Linked DNA regions of Homo sapiens: region 2 is linked to region 1. The links are chromatin loops, found by intact Hi-C in ENCODE. Cell type or tissue: MCF 10A. All regions are shown on one strand. Links, peaks and the distances in the headings refer to the core of each region. The heading gives the core; the rest is flanking DNA. Region 1 holds the start of LOC124904482 (a long non-coding RNA gene). Region 2 overlaps NAV1 (neuron navigator 1).

What was found. Hi-C counts contacts between places; a loop is a spot of excess contacts. Peaks named below come from ENCODE experiments on the same cell type or tissue, not always from the same donor. Only the 100,000 strongest peaks of a DNase experiment are listed, where the experiment ranks them.
Region 2: it touches region 1 in a loop (6-fold over the local background); 6 of 110 quality-filtered maps call a loop at or near these places.

What each region holds. Positions count from the first base shown.
Region 1 is chr1:201,645,377-201,653,775 of GRCh38, forward strand. NAV1 (neuron navigator 1) reads left to right here. Exons shown (of 34, transcript NM_001389617.1): 5 at 3,258-4,049. LOC124904482 (a long non-coding RNA gene) reads right to left here and starts at 2,608. Exons shown (of 2, transcript XR_007066789.1): 1 at 1-2,608. In MCF 10A, for the core only: no CTCF peak of the experiment used is centred there; DNase peaks (open chromatin) are centred at 4,755 and 5,205.
Region 2 is chr1:201,590,164-201,598,562 of GRCh38, forward strand. The region is part of intron 2 of NAV1 (neuron navigator 1); the gene reads left to right. Among named protein-coding and RNA genes, the nearest start is that of NAV1, 55 kb to the left of the region's middle. RefSeq lists an enhancer at 1,355-1,918. In MCF 10A, for the core only: no CTCF peak of the experiment used is centred there; DNase peaks (open chromatin) are centred at 3,368, 4,638 and 7,848.

The DNA.
Region 1 (8,399 bases), core at 285-8,284:
AACATCACACACTGGGGACTGTTGTGGGGTGGGGGGAGGGGGGAGGGATAGCATTAGGAGATATACCTAATGCTAAATGACCAGTTAATGGGTGCAGCACACCAACATGGCACATGTATATGTATGTAACAAACCTGCACCTTGTGCACATGTACCCTAAAACTTAAATTATAATAATAATAAAATAAAATAAAATAAAAGGATTTGAGAGGGACTAACCTACAGACATGGGTGTCAGAGATGAGGGACCAAATTAAACCATGGGAGAGGGCACCAGGTTTTGCTCACAGCAGAATACACTGGGTGGAATGTGTCACAGTGAAAATAAGCTTTCTCAGCCAGGATGGTAGCCAGTGAATTTCCCTTTGTCTGCTAAGGAGAAGATGAATTTACATGCAGAAAGAGGATATAGAGACAGCAAGTAAGAGCAACTGTAACCTGGTAAGTCAGAGAATAGGTGTTGTCGGATTCTCAAATTGCTATTTTTAGGAAAGGTGTGGTTCTCATGTGATTGAATTAGGGGCATCTTGTATAAATTAGAGAATGACCAATGAGTAAGGATGAGGACTGTAGAAGTGATGGCTTGTGACTTCATTACAAGTACCCTGAAGGATGGGGTAGGAAGAGCATGGTCATGCTTACTCAAAGATTTGGCACCAAAGATGGGGCTTGATCCCTTGCTTGAGCTGGGACCTCATGTTTGGACATAAGCATGGGTACTTCGTGTGTGCCCAGAAAAGAAAGTCCCATGATTGGCCTCATCCTTTGGGCACTCTCTGTGCCTTGGCCAAGTTCTGGCATGATACCACTCACATTCCTTTAACCAGTTCTTCACTGCTTGTCATTTCCTATCTGGAACCACGAACCCTAGTTCCACCCCTGAGTTTCCTAATGCTCGACATAAGCCTCTGAAGCCAATCTGCATTGTGCATTGCAGATGGTACAGAATCCTCTTGTAAACCTGTCCTCCACTCCTCTTGTTATTCTTATAATTGGAATATATACACCCATGTCCGTCTACCTGAGATGAATGTGTTGATGTGTGTGACATTGCTTTTTTCACAGGGACAGGATTATTATTTTCCCAAGTCTTGTATTGTCTACCTTGTATTCCCTGCCAGACAGGAAATACAAGAGTCCAGAGTTCCTCAAGGACAGAATCGCCACCTTTTTTTCTATGTCTCCAAGACAGCCAAGAGTCCATGCTTCTTACCAAACACTTCTCTGCTTGAGAACTCTATATTCTCGTGCCACTTATCCTTTCTGCTATGATCCCTGTCACGGCAGATTTTATGGCATCTCAATCTGGAAGGCAGAGAGTCCTGAGATAACACCAGAACCCAAGAGTCATGCAGGGTACAAACCCAGCGTACAGTGCTCAGGCCTCCAAATCCATTTAACCAACAGAGTTGCAACACCTGCTCCATGCAAGGTGCTGAGTGACACAGTTCTACACCCGGAGAGATCCTGCGCTGGCGGGGGAGACAGATAGAGACACAAATACATTTCACACCAGGCAGCAGGTGATGATTAGTGTTAGGAGAGTGTGTGAACCATGAGACTCACACACAGCGTTCTTCAGATTCTAGGAGAAAGGGAGGAAAGGAGCTAGAGAGATGGAGGTTGGGTTTGGGGTGGGGAGATAATCTGATGGTTAGACATTCTGGCAAAAAGTTCTTAGGGCTTTATAATCCCTAGAGTGTGGCTCCACCTGGGCCTACCCCTCCTGGAGCAAGCTTTGCTTTCAGAGAATTCCCCTCCACTTTCTCCTGAGAGCCTTTTGCTCAGGCAACCTGGCTGTGACTTGGGAGGCCATTTGAGGATGGGCAGTGTCCCCTCTACTGAGGTACAGTCCTAGGCAAACTGCAGACTACTCCATCTGGCTCTTGTTCCCCCTCCACCTCATCCCTGTCCCCTGGGTCCAGTTAGGAGGAAAGGAAGAAGGGCTTGGGAAACATCTTTTAAAAGCACTCTGCTGCTCTGCTTAACTCTGGCAGGCAAGGGACCCAGTGCAAAGCCTCCTCTTGATTCCCTAGGTTTGACACAGGCCTTTACAGTTCCAAAGCCCTTCTACCTGTGAAGCTGGTATTATAACCACTATAAAAGAAAACAGAACCAGAGGGGTTCAATGACTTTGACAAGGTCACATTGCTAATTGGAATAGAAACCCAGTTTCCTGATCTCAAGAGTTACTCCTTCCCCTACAAAGCCCTCAGCCCCCTCCCCAGTCAACGCTAGGCCCCTTCTCTCCAAGCCACCCGTGTCCTACCCCCATCCCCTACCTCCTGGGCTCAGGAGGGCAACCTTGAGCCTCAGAGACTGAAGTAGGGCGGGACTGGGAGTTTCCTGGGGGAAAACCAAAGACGGTTTGGGGTTGGGGGAGGGGAATGAGCACCCTGGATACCATTCCTCCACCCCTCTCCCGACATCTCTCTCAGGCCCACGGGCCCACTTTCCCTCCCGCATTCTGAGCCGCCCTCCCTCCGTCTCTTTTACCTGCACCTCCACACCTCCTCAACAGATCTTTATCCTGGACACGGCAGGGGGTCCCCGTGCCCTCCGAGAATCCAAGAACCCGCCCCGCTTCTACGCGGAAAGCTGGGAGAAAAACTGCTTTTCCTTTATTTCCCCCTACCCCCCACTCATCCGCCCCTGGAGCTCCGCTCGCAGATACCTCCCCCTCCCGAGCCAGAAATAGACACACTATCTCTCCCCCACCTCCCTCCCCGTGCGCACACTCGCTCCCCTCCTCCTGTTTGCTCCCCGCCTTCCCCTTCCCTCCTTCCTCTGCTCGGAGCTGCAGCCTGCAGCCTCGACTCGGGCTGGCTGGCTGGCTGAGTGCGGCCGGGGCGCTGCCCGGCAGTGCGGTGTCCACGGGACTGACAGGCAGGCAGGCCGCGGGCTGGGATCCGGACACCAAAGCAAAAGCACCGCTGGGCGCCGGAGGAGCCGCGGGGCTTCCATCCTTCCTTTGACTGATTTTTAAATTTTAATTTGTATTTTCCCCGCCGCCCCGCCCCTTTTCCTCCGACCCCGCCCTATCGCTCCCCGGCTTCCCTGCTCTTTCCTTTTTCCCGGCTTCCTTCCTCGCGTTTCTTTCCCCTGCGCCCTCGGCTTGCCTCTCTCCCTCCTCCCTCGCTCTCTCCCCCTTCTCTCCCCTTCTTCCTCGGTTTCTTCCGTCCTCTCTCTCCCCCTCCTCCTCCCCCGCCTCCTCCTCCTGCGCTCCCGCCCCCTGCCCCCTCCCCCCGTGCCTGCAGACGCGCGGATCGTCCATGCGCTCCTCGCGGGCAGAATGCTGGGCAGCAGCGTCAAGAGCGTGCAGCCCGAGGTGGAGCTGAGCAGCGGCGGCGGCGACGAGGGCGCGGACGAACCGCGGGGCGCCGGCAGGAAGGCGGCAGCGGCGGACGGCAGAGGCATGCTGCCCAAGCGCGCCAAGGCGCCCGGCGGCGGCGGCGGCATGGCCAAGGCCAGCGCGGCTGAGCTGAAGGTCTTCAAGTCCGGCAGCGTGGACAGCCGTGTCCCCGGCGGGCCGCCCGCCTCCAACCTGCGCAAGCAGAAGTCACTCACCAACCTCTCTTTTCTCACGGACTCCGAGAAAAAGCTGCAGCTTTATGAGCCCGAATGGAGCGACGATATGGCCAAGGCGCCCAAAGGCTTAGGCAAGGTGGGGTCCAAGGGCCGTGAAGCTCCGCTGATGTCCAAGACGCTGTCCAAGTCGGAGCACTCGCTCTTCCAGGCCAAGGGCAGCCCGGCGGGCGGCGCCAAGACCCCCCTGGCTCCGCTCGCGCCCAACCTGGGAAAGCCGAGCCGGATCCCTCGAGGACCCTATGCGGAGGTCAAGCCGCTCAGCAAGGCGCCTGAAGCGGCCGTGAGCGAAGATGGCAAATCGGACGACGAGCTGCTCTCCAGCAAGGCCAAGGCGCAAAAGAGCTCTGGGCCTGTCCCCTCTGCCAAGGGCCAGGAGGAGCGCGCCTTCCTCAAGGTGGACCCCGAGCTGGTGGTGACCGTGCTGGGAGACCTGGAGCAGCTGCTCTTCAGCCAGATGCTGGGTAAGTCCTGCCGCCCCGCCCCGCCCCGCCCCTGGCTTTCTCCTAACCAGCTGCTGGGGAAGGTGTGGGGAAAGCGAAGCCCCCTCCCCTTGCGCCTTCCCGGAGGGCCCTCCTGTTCACGATCAGGCTGTGATGGGCATTGCGCCCAGATGTGCTGAGCTGGCCCACCTCCAGATGCGCATGGCTCAAGTGTACCTTCTTAAAGACATTACAGGCGGGAACCCGGGCTCGACTCTGGCCTGCCCGAGGTGAGGCTGGACAATGGGATGGGGGGTGAGGGGGTTACAGGCTCTCAGAAATAGAGCCAGAATCCCAATATGGCAAAACCTGGGACTGGTGGAAACCTCCGTTGTGGTGTGGCCTGCGCTTGACAGGAGCATCCCGCATTGCAAGGGGAGCGTCCAGCGAGAGCCCGGATCTAGAGGACAGATGTGGGAGAGCAGATGTGAGGGCTGATTGGCCCCGGAACACAGCTGAGGCTCCACTTCCTCTGTGGATCCCGAGTGGGAGCGCAAGTCGGATTTCCCCGCGGTGTGAGGATTCTGGCTAAAAGAAGCGTCTAGGGCCGGGGGCGGGCGGGCTGCCAGCTGTGCGCATCTGGGCGCATGTCCGATACCTCAGCCCCGGCTCTGGCCCCAACCCCTACACCCGCAGGTCTTTTAGGGCGTGTCGAAAGCTCTGGGCGTTAGCGCCGAGACTCCTGTTTGACCGGGAAGCCTTTGCCCTGTGGCTAATGGAAGCCGAGCAGGCGGGAAGGGAGGAACAAAGCTTGCTCGAGTGGAGGAAGCGCGCAGAGCTGTTCCATTGTTCTCCGTGCCTGAAGAGTCTATGCAAAAAAACCCGAAGCGGGCCCCGGAACTGCTCTTTCTCTCCCCGGAGAGCCCCTGCCCTCAGAGAGGAATAGATCTGGGATGTGCCGGACGCCAGGCGGCCATGCCTCGGGAACTGGCACGGGCCCTCTTGGGGCCACGGAACAAGGACGGTGGGGCCTGGTGCCCAGGCGAGCTGCTTTGGCTGCGCGGACTTGTTGCGGTGGCTGGGTTGTGGGTCCTCCGGCGCCGAGGGACCCGAGCTTCCTGGGTACCCGGCAGGCTGCCCGCCCGCTGGGGGCTGGGAAGGGGCGTGCCAATGCGCGTGTGAAAGGGCGGGGCCGAGTGACGGGCTTGGCGGGTGGGGAACATGCAAGAGCTCGCCGGGCGGCCCTGGAGAATGCGAAGCCGGAGGAGACCGGTTCGGCCTGCTGCAGTCTTCCTAGGAACCCTCGACTCCTGTGTGGGCTAGGATGAGGGTCCTCTGACAGGGGCAAGGATTTGGGCCTTTGGAGAACCGATCCTTACGCAGGAGGCCGCAAATGGGCTTTGCAGGGGCAATCAGGAGACTGGACAAGGGCAAAAGAAGAGCAGCCTTTTCCCCTGGGAGCCCCTCCTGAAGGTGGGGATGGCTGGGTGGGTGCGGAAGCTGACCAGGCAGCCTCACTCTGCAAAGGGAATGTGCCACCCGGTCCTCAGTGTGGGGCTGAGCCTGTCAAAGGCCCTGCCTCAGTGAATGGGGCAAGAGAGACAATAAGGGAAAAAATTAATAAATTTTTGGCAGGCACCATGGCAGGCACCAAGGAGGGATATGGACAAAATGCAACTGGCCCATGTGATAGAGAGCCCTGCTGAGGGACTGAAAGCAGGGTGAGAGAGGAAGGGACCGTGTGTGTGTGTGTGTGTGTGTGTGTGTGTGTGTGTGTCAGACTGAGAGAGGGACTTGGCGAGGGAGGGCAAGGGAGTATCGGGGCACAGAATAGCAGAAGGCACAGAACCCTTTTCAGGGTCAAGGCTTTACTTGTTGGGGATAACTTAGCTGGTCTGGGTCCTCTCCAGACCTGGATGCCCTCACACTGTCCCAGAAGCTGACTGCCCATTGAAGCCCTCTTAGTTGCTCCTCAAGAGGAGCCAAACAGGTCTGAGCTGGCTAGGGAGATGGGAGGAGGGGCAGGAGTGGGGAGGAGGGCAGGTGCAGGGAGGGCGAGAGAGGAGGAGAAGCTGAGCTGTGGTCCCTTATTCCTGCTTAGCAGTTGTCACTTCTCAAAGCACACTGACACTTTCAGTAACCTCGGAAGTGAGGAGAGAACACCTCCACTTCCCAGTTGGGGAAATGCAGAGTCAAAAGCATTGAGGGCCTTAAAGGCATCTATGAGTTCATGGTGGAAGGGAGATTCCACATTGATCTCCTGAGGACTAAGTCGCAGCTCTTCCTAGGAGACCTGATTGAGAGAGGAAGAGTCAGCAGGCAGAGGGACCTGCCCAAGGCTATGTCTACTGGGTATGGGCCACCAGAACTGCCTCGATGACCCTACAGAGGGCTGAGGGGCTTAGCTCTCTGGGGTGGGGAGAGAAGGGTGGAAACTCCCAAATCTGCCTGTCTCCAGCTGAGAGGACCCAAAGTTGGGGGGTGGGGAGTTGGTTCAGGCTGTAGCAAGGCAGAGCCTGGTGTCAAACAGTGGTAGGGAGGAAAGGAGGGGAGTTGGTGACCTCCAAACTAAGCTTTTCCCTGTGTGAAGGGCAGAGGGTAGACTGCCTGGGGGAGGGGTAGAGGGAGAGGAACTACAGAGGGAATTCGTCTTCCAGAGCCAATGATGGTGGTGTTCAGGTATCAGACAGGCCCTCAGTGTACAGCAGGGTGGCCTCTGGGGAGAAGAATGGTGACTTGATGTTTCAGGATTGTGATTGAAGACACTGGGCATTTGTCCCCACCTCAGTGGGGCTCAGTGTCCAGTTATGTTCACTCCATAGTACCATCCTAGATCCAAGAGGCTGCCAAGAATCAATTTCTGAGGCGGAGGGAGGGGGTGGGAGTGAGGCAGCTTCAAGTCAGAGCCTTTCTGTAATAAGAGGGAAGGACTGAAACCTGATCATCCCCTTCCCAGAAATCAGCTGGGGTCCCAGATGGTCTAGGCAGGCTCCCTGTCCCTTCGCTAACCTTGGAAGCTGCCAAATAACTAGGGCCCCACTGGGGAACCCTAGCAACTTGGAAGACTGAGGAGTGAGTACCGAGGGCAAATGGGCTAATTCCAGGAATTAGATGCCTCTGGACCCTGGCCCGATACTCACATCAGGCAGTTTGGCTCCGGAAGAAAGGCCACAAGGCCCTTGGCCTGGGTCTGGGGGCTAAGCTGGAGGCTGCATTCCTGAGTTCTCTGTGTAGAAGTCCTAAGCTCTGTGACCCCCTCTGGGACTCAGTTTCCTCATTTGTGAATGGAAGAGACCCTCCCATGGCTCATCCTTACCCCCTAGGGATGGGAAGGGGGTGTAGATTAAGGTGATCAGACCTGGAAAATGTTCCAAGTGGCTTAAAGAGAGCCTGTATTAATACAGCGCAATAGAATACAGATGCACCTCAATTTATGATGGGGTTATGTCCCGTTAAGACCATTGTAAGTTGAAAATATTGTAAGTCAAAAATGCATTGAATACACCTCACGTACCGAACGTCACAGCTCAGCCTAGCCTACCTTAAACGTGCTCAGAACACTTATATTCACCTACAGTTAAGCAAAATCATCTAATATAAAGCCTATTTCATAATAAAGTTGCATATTTCATGGAATTTATTGAATACTATACTAAAAGTGAAAAACAGAATGGTTGTATGGGTACTAGAAGTATAGTTTCTACCAAATGTATTACTTTCATGTGATCATAATGCCAAAAAAGCAGAAGCCGAACAATCACAAGTCGGGGACTGTCTGTACTATAGTAACACCCCAAATCTTCCTACCTCATCTTCCCTGGACCTGAGGATCTCAAAGCAAAACTAGTCTTTTGACACTCCAGGTGTTCATGTTCCTTCCTTCTGTCCTCCAGGAAAAGGGGGCAAAGTGAGACAGCTAAGACTGCCCAAGGTCAGGGAGTAAAAGAACCCAGGAACCTGGACTTCCTAGTCCCTCTTCATCTCAAAGGTGTCTGGACCCACACAAGCGGTTGTCATGACAACAGTTAGGCCTTCTGAAGTGCAGGCCAAGTAGAAATGAGGAAGAAAGGCAGGAAGCTATTCATTTCTAAGCCAGTTGATTGATGTGAATTTTTTGGGGGGGAGGGGCAGTGCAAGGGGGTCGCTCCAGTGAATGTGCTCTGGGATACTTTGAGTAGCAGGAGAAAGAAATGTGTTCACAAATACTTCGTTTTCCTTTTTATTCAGTGCATTGTGGGGCTGGGGTGGGTAGAGAATTCTCCAAAGAACTGCCACCCAGAACAGATAGGTGATATGTGGAAACTTATCCAGCACCCTCAGATTCCCTGAGGCCTAGCAGGAGAGTGAGGACAAAGCTCACTCCTGCCCTTCCTCTGGGCAGCAGCAGTAGTG
Region 2 (8,399 bases), core at 208-8,207, 55 kb before region 1:
ATTACAGGCATGAGCCACCATGCCCGCCCAGGGAAGACAGTATCTCCATTTCACAGAAGCAGAAAGTGAGGTAATCAGGTGAATGGTAAGCACCCAAGGCCATGCCACTAGTAAGCGATGGGGTAGGAAATGTAACCAGGGCCCTCTGATCTCAGCCTATCCCCTTCCAGGGTCCCACCCGCCTCTCAGTTCCATTCCAAAATCTCCCCAGCTAGGTAGTTCCTGCCTTACTTTTTTCCTTTTTTTGGCAGCTTTATCTAGGTATAATTTACATGAAATGAAATTCAATGAGTTTTGACACATGTATACAGTCGTTTAACTACCATCACAATTATGATTTAGAACATTTCCTCTCTCCAGAAAGTTTCCATCAATCCTCTGCTTCCTGGTCCCTGGCAACCCCTGGCTTTCTTTTTCGGACACAGGTGTTAATGACTGCATGCTGCGAGGTGCCCAGGCCCAGCTGAGGAAGGGCTGCAGGGGAAGCTGCTGTTTGGGTGGGTGAGGCTTGCGCGCGGGGCCAGGAGTCAGAGCATCTAGGCCAGGAGCCAGTGGGCTGGCTTAGCCGAGTCGGCCAGGCCTCTTGCCCGTCTGAGAACTCTTTTTGCCCCATTTTCCAGCCCAGAAAAGCAGATGGGAAGGAGTGGCTGTGTGGAATGGGGTGGGATAGGTGTTAGAAGGGCGGACTGTACCTCTGGTCCTGTTAACCAGCTTGTCGATGACTGAGGATCGCAGACAGTGAGATGTCTTTCTAATGGCCATGTCACCCCAACCTGGTGCTCCTTGCCTCTTCTCTCATTTTATCGTTCAGCATACTTAGCACCATCTAACCTTCTACCTTTCTTTTTTCTTCATGGCCCCTCTCTCCAACACATGCAGTCAAGCTGTTAGAGGATGACTTGGGGCTATTCTGTCCCCTGCTGAATTCCTGGCCTTTAGAGTGGTGTCTGTCCCAAAGGAGGCAACACGGAAAGATTGACTGAATTAACTGAGTATTCAGCCCTTTCCTTTGCCTCTCCTGTAAAACAACGGTATTGGAGTCAAAGATCCCTAAGGCGTCTCTCCAGCTCCACACAGATTTTCTTCTCATCCTTAATGTGCGATGGGGTCACCTGGGGGAGACGAGGCAAGGGAGGGAGGCTGCAGTCATTGTCACCCCTTAGCAGTGACAGGTTGGCACCATAGGAGATCTGTGCTCAGAGGGCCTCTTTGTCAAGAGGTGAGGAGAGGAAGGGCTGTTCACACAACCTCCCCGAGTCAGGGCCCCTCCCAGGGCTCAGTTGCCTTTGAGTAGCCCCAGGTGCTCCCAGCCAGGTATTGTCCTGCCTGGGCTGCAGGGGCTGAGCAGGCCTGGCATATAGAAGGAGGGTGTGAGGAGCTAGGTTGGCACTGGGACAGAAAATAAGTGTGTGTAAATGTATGCAGATGTATGCAAATCTCTGCAGTTCTGCAGCCTGCTGGCTGGCTCTCTGGGTAGGAGACCCATCGCTCCACCCTGGGCCCCACCCCAGCTGCAACATCTCCTTCTGGCCTGTGAATTGCTGCTGCTTGCATCTCCCTCTCAAGAGCATCTTCTCCCTCTCAGCGGCATTGTCCCTCTTCTGTGCCCCCCAAGAGGTCTGGGAAGGTGAGAAAGCTGAATCGTGAGACAGGGAAAGGAAGGGACATGGACTCAAACTGAGGAGGACAGCACCCGAAATGACAGAAGAGGGCCACCAAACCCGGAGCTCTTGATTGCAGCCCCTACTCAGCCTTAGATATCAAAATTGCCACCTGGATAGAGCAACCCTGCTCAGGGTCTGGAACAATCTAAGGAAGGGCTTAGCGATGTCTTTGATGAGGCAGCCTGTGCAGGCTGCAGGCTAGACAATGCGAGGACAGTCTGCAGAGGTGTCTTCTCTCCCTCCCCTCTCAAGCCCCCACTCTCCTCTCTTCCTGAAGCAGGGCTTCTGTGGTGTGGGAAGCTGCCCCACCTGCATGGGAAGCACCAGCCACACCTGCATGGGCCATTAGCATTTTAAAAAGCTGCCTGTCTCTCCTCTCACTGCCTCCCGCTAGCACACACATCCACCCATTTGCCATCAGCAAGTCTTTGTGGAATCAGCAACAGCAGACACAATCCTGAAGCAGAGAGGGAAAGACAGTCCCTGCCCTGGGAAAGCTCATAGTCTGCTGGCAAAGGGTGGGGTGGGACAACAGCTGACAGAACAAGCAGAACTCCATCACCCACAGGCTCCTAGCACCACCCCTCATTTTGTTGAAGAAACAGATTCAGAGCATGCAGGTGATTTCTCTAGAGTCACACAGCCAAGGTGGCAGTGCTGCGGCCCTAACCAGGGTTTCCCGACTTCCAGGCTGGTGCTCTGTAGGCAGCACTTTGCCCACTTATTCCATGTAAGGTGGAGAGAGTGTCAGTCAGTAAATCGGGGTCATTAATTGAAGAATGGGGGCCCTGGCACAGAAGGCTTCCTGGGGGGAGGTGGTCTTTGGATTGTGCTCTAAAGACTGAGATACATAGAGAGTGGCAAGGAGGAGATAATCAATTGTACCCAGCAGGGAATGGGAGAAAAGCACAGGTCTTGGGGTCCAGGTGGCAAGATGATAGCACCTTGCAGAAAGGGGTGGAGGGCCTCATAGCCAACTGGGAGGGGACCCAGTCTTTACCTCCCAGCTCAGAGCCCTACCCGTCAGACCAGGAGCGAGTCCAGGGAGGATTGGGATGCGGTTCGTGGCCCTCTCCTATCACTCTCAGATACTACCATTCTCAATTTGGGGCTACGTCCTCTCCCAGTCACATCTCACTCCCTGTTCCTGATTACTGGGGGCCTCTGTGGACGTTGTTCAGTCTGCATGAGGCTCCTATCACCAAAGATGTTGCCAAGCCCTGCCTTAGATTGCCCCAGACACCAAGCAGTGTTGCCCCATCTGGCAGGTGGAAGTTTTGATATCTGGGGCTGAGTAGGGGCTGCAACTGTGAGGTTGGGATGTGGGGTGGGAATAGGGGTATTCAATCATGGCTGCCGCCACTAGCTTCATAAAGCCTTAGGTAACTGATGCCTTTTCCAGCCCCATCGTCTCCAGCTTCAGGCCCTATTCATCTATCAACCCCACAAGCCTGTCAGCAAGTGGGGCTACTTGGGTCCTCGGGCCTCAATCCACTCCTGGCCAGAGACAACTTCCTCTCCCATGGGAAAGGCTAACGCATGCCCATAAATTAAGACATTTGCTCTCCCTCCAAGCCCTGGAAACCTGGGACTCTCTAACATCTACCTCTGTTTTCTTTGGCTGCATTCAACTTTCCTGCAATTAGTCTGGCCCTGGGGCAGCAGTTAGACGACAGATGAGTCAGAGGATTGCAGAATCTAATCCAGAAGGAAGAGTTTATCCAAATGTTGGTGGCCTTTCTCTTTTGGCGCATTCTCTTCTGGTTCTGTCTTTTCTCAGGAGTCCTCTGAGCTTCCATGTACTGGGCCCGCACGATATGTGCAGTCATTTGTATGTTGCAATGATTGCAACATTGTCATGGGGGAAGGGAAGGGGGCAGTTTAGCATGTGTCTGAGTACATATTCTTTTTCCTCTCCCACCATCAAACTGTGGCTCCTATTGGCCTCAGCACAGGCTTCTTCCCAACTCTGAGCCACTCCCCACTTTCAGTACTATCCCTTCTGCTTTTGCTCTAGTTGCAGCTGCAGGGAGGATGGATGAGCCTGGGGCCATTGGAGGCTCACCAGGATGGGGATGAATCAAGAGCAGGTGTTAAGACTCTGCCTTCAGGCCCTGAGGGGTCAGGGTAGTGGGACCACCATCAGTGCAGGTGGGAAGAGGCTGAATGTAGCAAGCCATCCTGAGAATAGCACCAGCCATGAGCTGAGAGCCAAGAAGTCTGGCAGCAGGCAAGGGAGTGGCACTTTTTTTTTTTTTTTGAGTGGTAGCAAGGTTTATTGTGAAGAGTGAAAGAACAAAGCTTCCACAGCGTGGAAGGGGACCCGAGCGGGTTGCCCGGGAGTGGTACTTCTTTGCCCATTGGTAGATCAAAAGGCCATTTTGGGCCCAAGCAACCCCTATACCTGGGCTAAGGGAGTGCATCATGTGGGCAGGGCCTTATTTTGGCCTCACTTGTTCATTTCATAGCCTCTTGGTCAAGGCAGGGTTGGGGCTCAGCATGACCCAGGAGAAAGGGAGGGGAGGAGGTGGTTGCTGGAATGGAAAGCTTGTGGAGCTCCCAGGCTGCATGGGGTCTGCAGGAACCTGCGGGAGGGAGCCTTAGGAGCCAGCTTGAAGAGAGCCCTGTAATCAGAGGTCTGTGGACTTTGAGTAGCCAGAGGCGAAGCCGGGTTAGTCTTTGGTGGCAGAGCTCCCCATGCAGGCCCCATAAACTCTCTATCAGCATAGTTGAGGACTGGCTTTGCTGGGTTACTCTAAAAGGATGGGGAGAGGAGGACAGGCAGGCAGCAAAGTAGCATTATCCCTTGAGGCAGAATCGGAAATAGGTTATCTCTGTGATACATGGGTCGTGAGGTGAAGTGAGTGAGGGGCTGTGGGGTTTACGGGGAGCTGGCCTTTCTCTGGACAGCCTTGTCTGTGTAGAGCCCTGGGGCAGAACAGCAGGAAGGGCAGGCTCCACCCTGAAACTGGGGCTCTGGGAGCTGTCCAGCACGGGAACCTGCTGAAGCCCCCTCGCTGCTCCAGGATTCAGAGACCAGTTTAGAGGGTCAGGCCTGAGAAAGGGAGCACTGAGCAGGGAATATTTGAACCTTCTCTATGCAGGAGGGCATCTGGGCTAAGCATTAGGCAAGGGCAAGGTGCTTTGCTCTTGTGCCTAGCACAGCGAGGAGGCCGTTGAGGGGAGGGATGTGAAAGCAGCTGAGGATTGCTTCATGTCTCTAGTGTGGACCTGCCACGCCTGAGGACTGTATCCAAGCACACCTCCAAGGCTGAGAGTCTGGGCTGGTCCTGAGGCACTCCCACCACCAGTGGGACCCCAGTCCTTAGTACTGATAACCCAGGGAATCTCAGGCCGAGCTAAGGTGTCTGCCTCTGCTGCAAAGCCTGCTTATTTGGGTTCAATTTTGTCAGCTCTTCTGTGGGCCCTGACAGTGTGCTAGGCACAAGGATGTGTAAGGGTAGTAGTAGGCACCTCACCCTGACTCATGCTTAGAACTGAAGACTGCTTTGCTTCTCTTCCTTCATTCAACAAATCCCTTCCTTTCAACTAAAGCTTTCTCAATAAGCCAGATCTTCAGAGGCTCCAGCCAGCTCTCTCTTTCCCATTCTCTGGCTCAGTGGCTATCCTTTCTTCAAGTGCTTCCTGGAAGCCTCCTCCCTCCCCCAAGTGCCAAGGGGCGCCGAGTCTGTTTCTCACCTCTGCTCACCAGGTCCCTCCTCTCCAGGCCATACCAGGTTTCTGATCAATCCGAGGCAGGGACTGGGGGCATAGTGGGGCCAGGGTAGGGGCAGGCAGGCACAGCAGTGTGCACTGTCACAGCAAGTGGGCTGGGTCTGGGAATTTCAGTTGGGTTTAGAAGCTGGCCTCCAACATGGCCACTGTCTTCCAGCCAAGGGAAGGGAGAAGAAATTCCATCTCTCTGCCTCCTGGCCGAGTTGAAAGCAGATTTTCCTGTGCTGTCTCAGTCATCACTTACGTGTCCCCTGCAACCAAGGTGCCCTTCTTCTGCCTCTTCCACCAAGCCATGTCCTTCCTGATGCAGCATTCTCCTCCTCTAGGATGCTCATTAACTAACTGTGGTTAACTTCGCTTCGGGACTGCGTCCTCTTCAGTTATGTGCATCACTCATACCAGAGATGCTGTGGAGTCATGGTTTAGAATATCAGCTCTGGAGCCAGCAGCCTGGGCTTAAATCTTAGCGACCCCACGTCTTGATTGTGTGATTAAGGCAAGCGCCTTAACCTCACTGCATCTCAGTTTTCTCACCATAAAATGATAACAACAACATTATCTACCCAATGGGGTTTTGTGAAAATGAAATGAGTTGATACACATAAAATGCTGGAAGCAATGCCTGGCATGTGGTACGTGTCCATCAGTGTTTGCTGTTATTATTTCTCTCTTGAGCCTCTGTCCACCTGTAGACCCCATCTCTCCCATCAGGCTGGGAAATTGCCAAGGGCACCTTCGTGTATCTCTCATTAGTCCAAGGGCTTCCTGATGACAGGGACTCTCTTCCCTTCTTTGGGGTACCCTAACCCCAGCCCTGAGGTTAGCTCAAGTTAGCCCAGGGTTTTGGATGCACTGAAGAGGGAGCTTGGTCAAGCCAGTCCTGTTACTGGCTGGGCTCATGTGAAAGAACCACAGCAGCTCATGGGCTGGACTTTCAAAGAACTCCTCAGGACTTTTTGTTTGTTTGTTTGTTTATGGATCAGGAAAGGGCAGACACTGTCACTCTCTGGCTCTGTCTTTGGCCCAGACTTAGTGCCTGGTCATGAGATTCCCATTTCCATCATTCTCCAGTTACTTCCTGTGGCCACTTATTCCACCATATTTATTGAACATCTACTATATTTACAGGACTGCACTAGGTGTGGGAGATAGAGTGGTGAACGAAATATGGTCCCTGCCCCAACAGAGTTTCCAGCCCAATGGGAAGATGTTGGACAAGCAGGGCGGGTTGTTTTTTTAGTTTGTTTGTTTTTTGTTTGTTTGTTTGTTTGTTTGTTTCTGAGATGGAGTTTTGCTCTTGTTGCCCAGGCTGGAGTGCAATGGCGAAATCTCGGCTCACTGCAACCTCCGCCTCCTGGGTTCAAACAATTCTCCTGCCTCAGCCTCCTGAGTAGCTAAGATCACAGGTGCCCACCACCACACCCAGCTAATTTTTGTATTTTTAGTAGAGATGGAGTTTCATCATGTTGGCCAGGCTGGTCTCAAACTCCTAACCTCAAGTGATCCTCCTGCCTCGGCCTCCCAAAGTGCTGGGATTACAGACGTGAGCCACCGTGCCTGGCCTGGCAGGGTGGGTTTTAACAAGGGAGAAGCAACGAGAACATTGGTCTAGTCTAGGAGGTTAGGGAAATGGTCACTGAGGAAGCGATCTTGTGATGAGAAGTTAAGGACGAAGAGGAGAATCAGTGAAGGGGGTTGAGGAGAGGGAGCATTCTAGGTCTTCTGCAGTCCCATCTGGCTTCCCAGCCTTCACCCAGCTAAGGCACCCAGCATTTCTCAGGATTCACACACATTGGCCTTGGCCAAATACCCCCCTACACTCTCCTTCTTCCCCTCCGGCCTCACTCTGAAGACAGCTAAGCTGTCTTCCTGGGGGCTTCCTGGTCAAGGCTCACTGTGCAAACTACAGACTATCACATAATCTCCTAACATGCCCCTGGGGCCCGCTGGTTAAAGCCTGAGAAGAGGATCTGCAAAGATCCCTTCCCACAGGCTGCAGAGCCCGTGCTCCACCGGGCTGAGGGCCAAGCTGGGAGTCCATAAGGACCCCTTCCCACAGGCTGCAGAGCCCCTGCTCCACCAGGCTGAGGGCCAAGCTGGGAGGACCTGAGGCACAGGAGCCGGGTTTCCTCCCTCACACTCCTGCGGAAGCTCAGCCCCCATGCTCCACCTGCTTCCTGTTCCGCGGGGAAGATTTCCTGGTCTGTTTCCTTGGCAGCTGTGTCTCATTTCCTCCTGCTGTGCCCGTGATGTCCTGGCCCAGTGTGACGAGGTGAGGCAGGCCCCTCCCCTGTGAGGTGTGCCATCTCCTGCCCAACTCCATTGCCCCAGATTCCAGAGAGCAGAGTCGGGGAAGTAGGCCCCACCCACCTTGGCCAGGGAGCAAGGGGAGGGAGTTCAGCTGCAGGATGCCTGGGCGTCAAGATGTCGTCAATGCCTCCAATATATACTGAGTGTCTACTACGTGCCAGGCATGATACCAGGCGCCAGGTGGCCAAAGCTAAGTGTTCTTCAAGAAGGCAGCTTTGGAGATGAGCCAGGTATACCTGGTGACTGAGCAGCCAACGCTATGTACACAGTGCTCTGGCAGCTCAGGGCCACTTACAGAAGGTCAGAGAGGCCTTCCTGGAAGGGATGACGTCTGAGCTGAGCTTGGAGGATGAATAGAAATTAGCTAAGGATAAGCTTGAAACCTCGTGGTGTGTGGATAAATGATAAACTATTCAGTAAAACTTGAAGATAAAGAATGAGGCAGGGCAGAGAGATGAGTCTGGGAAATAGGGAGGAATCAAGTGCTGGAGGATCTTAGAGGACCCCCAAGAAACTTGATTTTACCCCGTAGGAGGGTCGTTATCAGAACCACAATTCGATCAGGTCTTTTTGGCCTCAGGGTGGAAATGGTGTGAGTGGGCCATGCGGCGTGGGGCCGGGAGAACAAAGTGTGTGTCCTGGTGAGGAATCGGAACTGCCTGAGTTAGGGTGGTAAGACCAGAGAGCAAG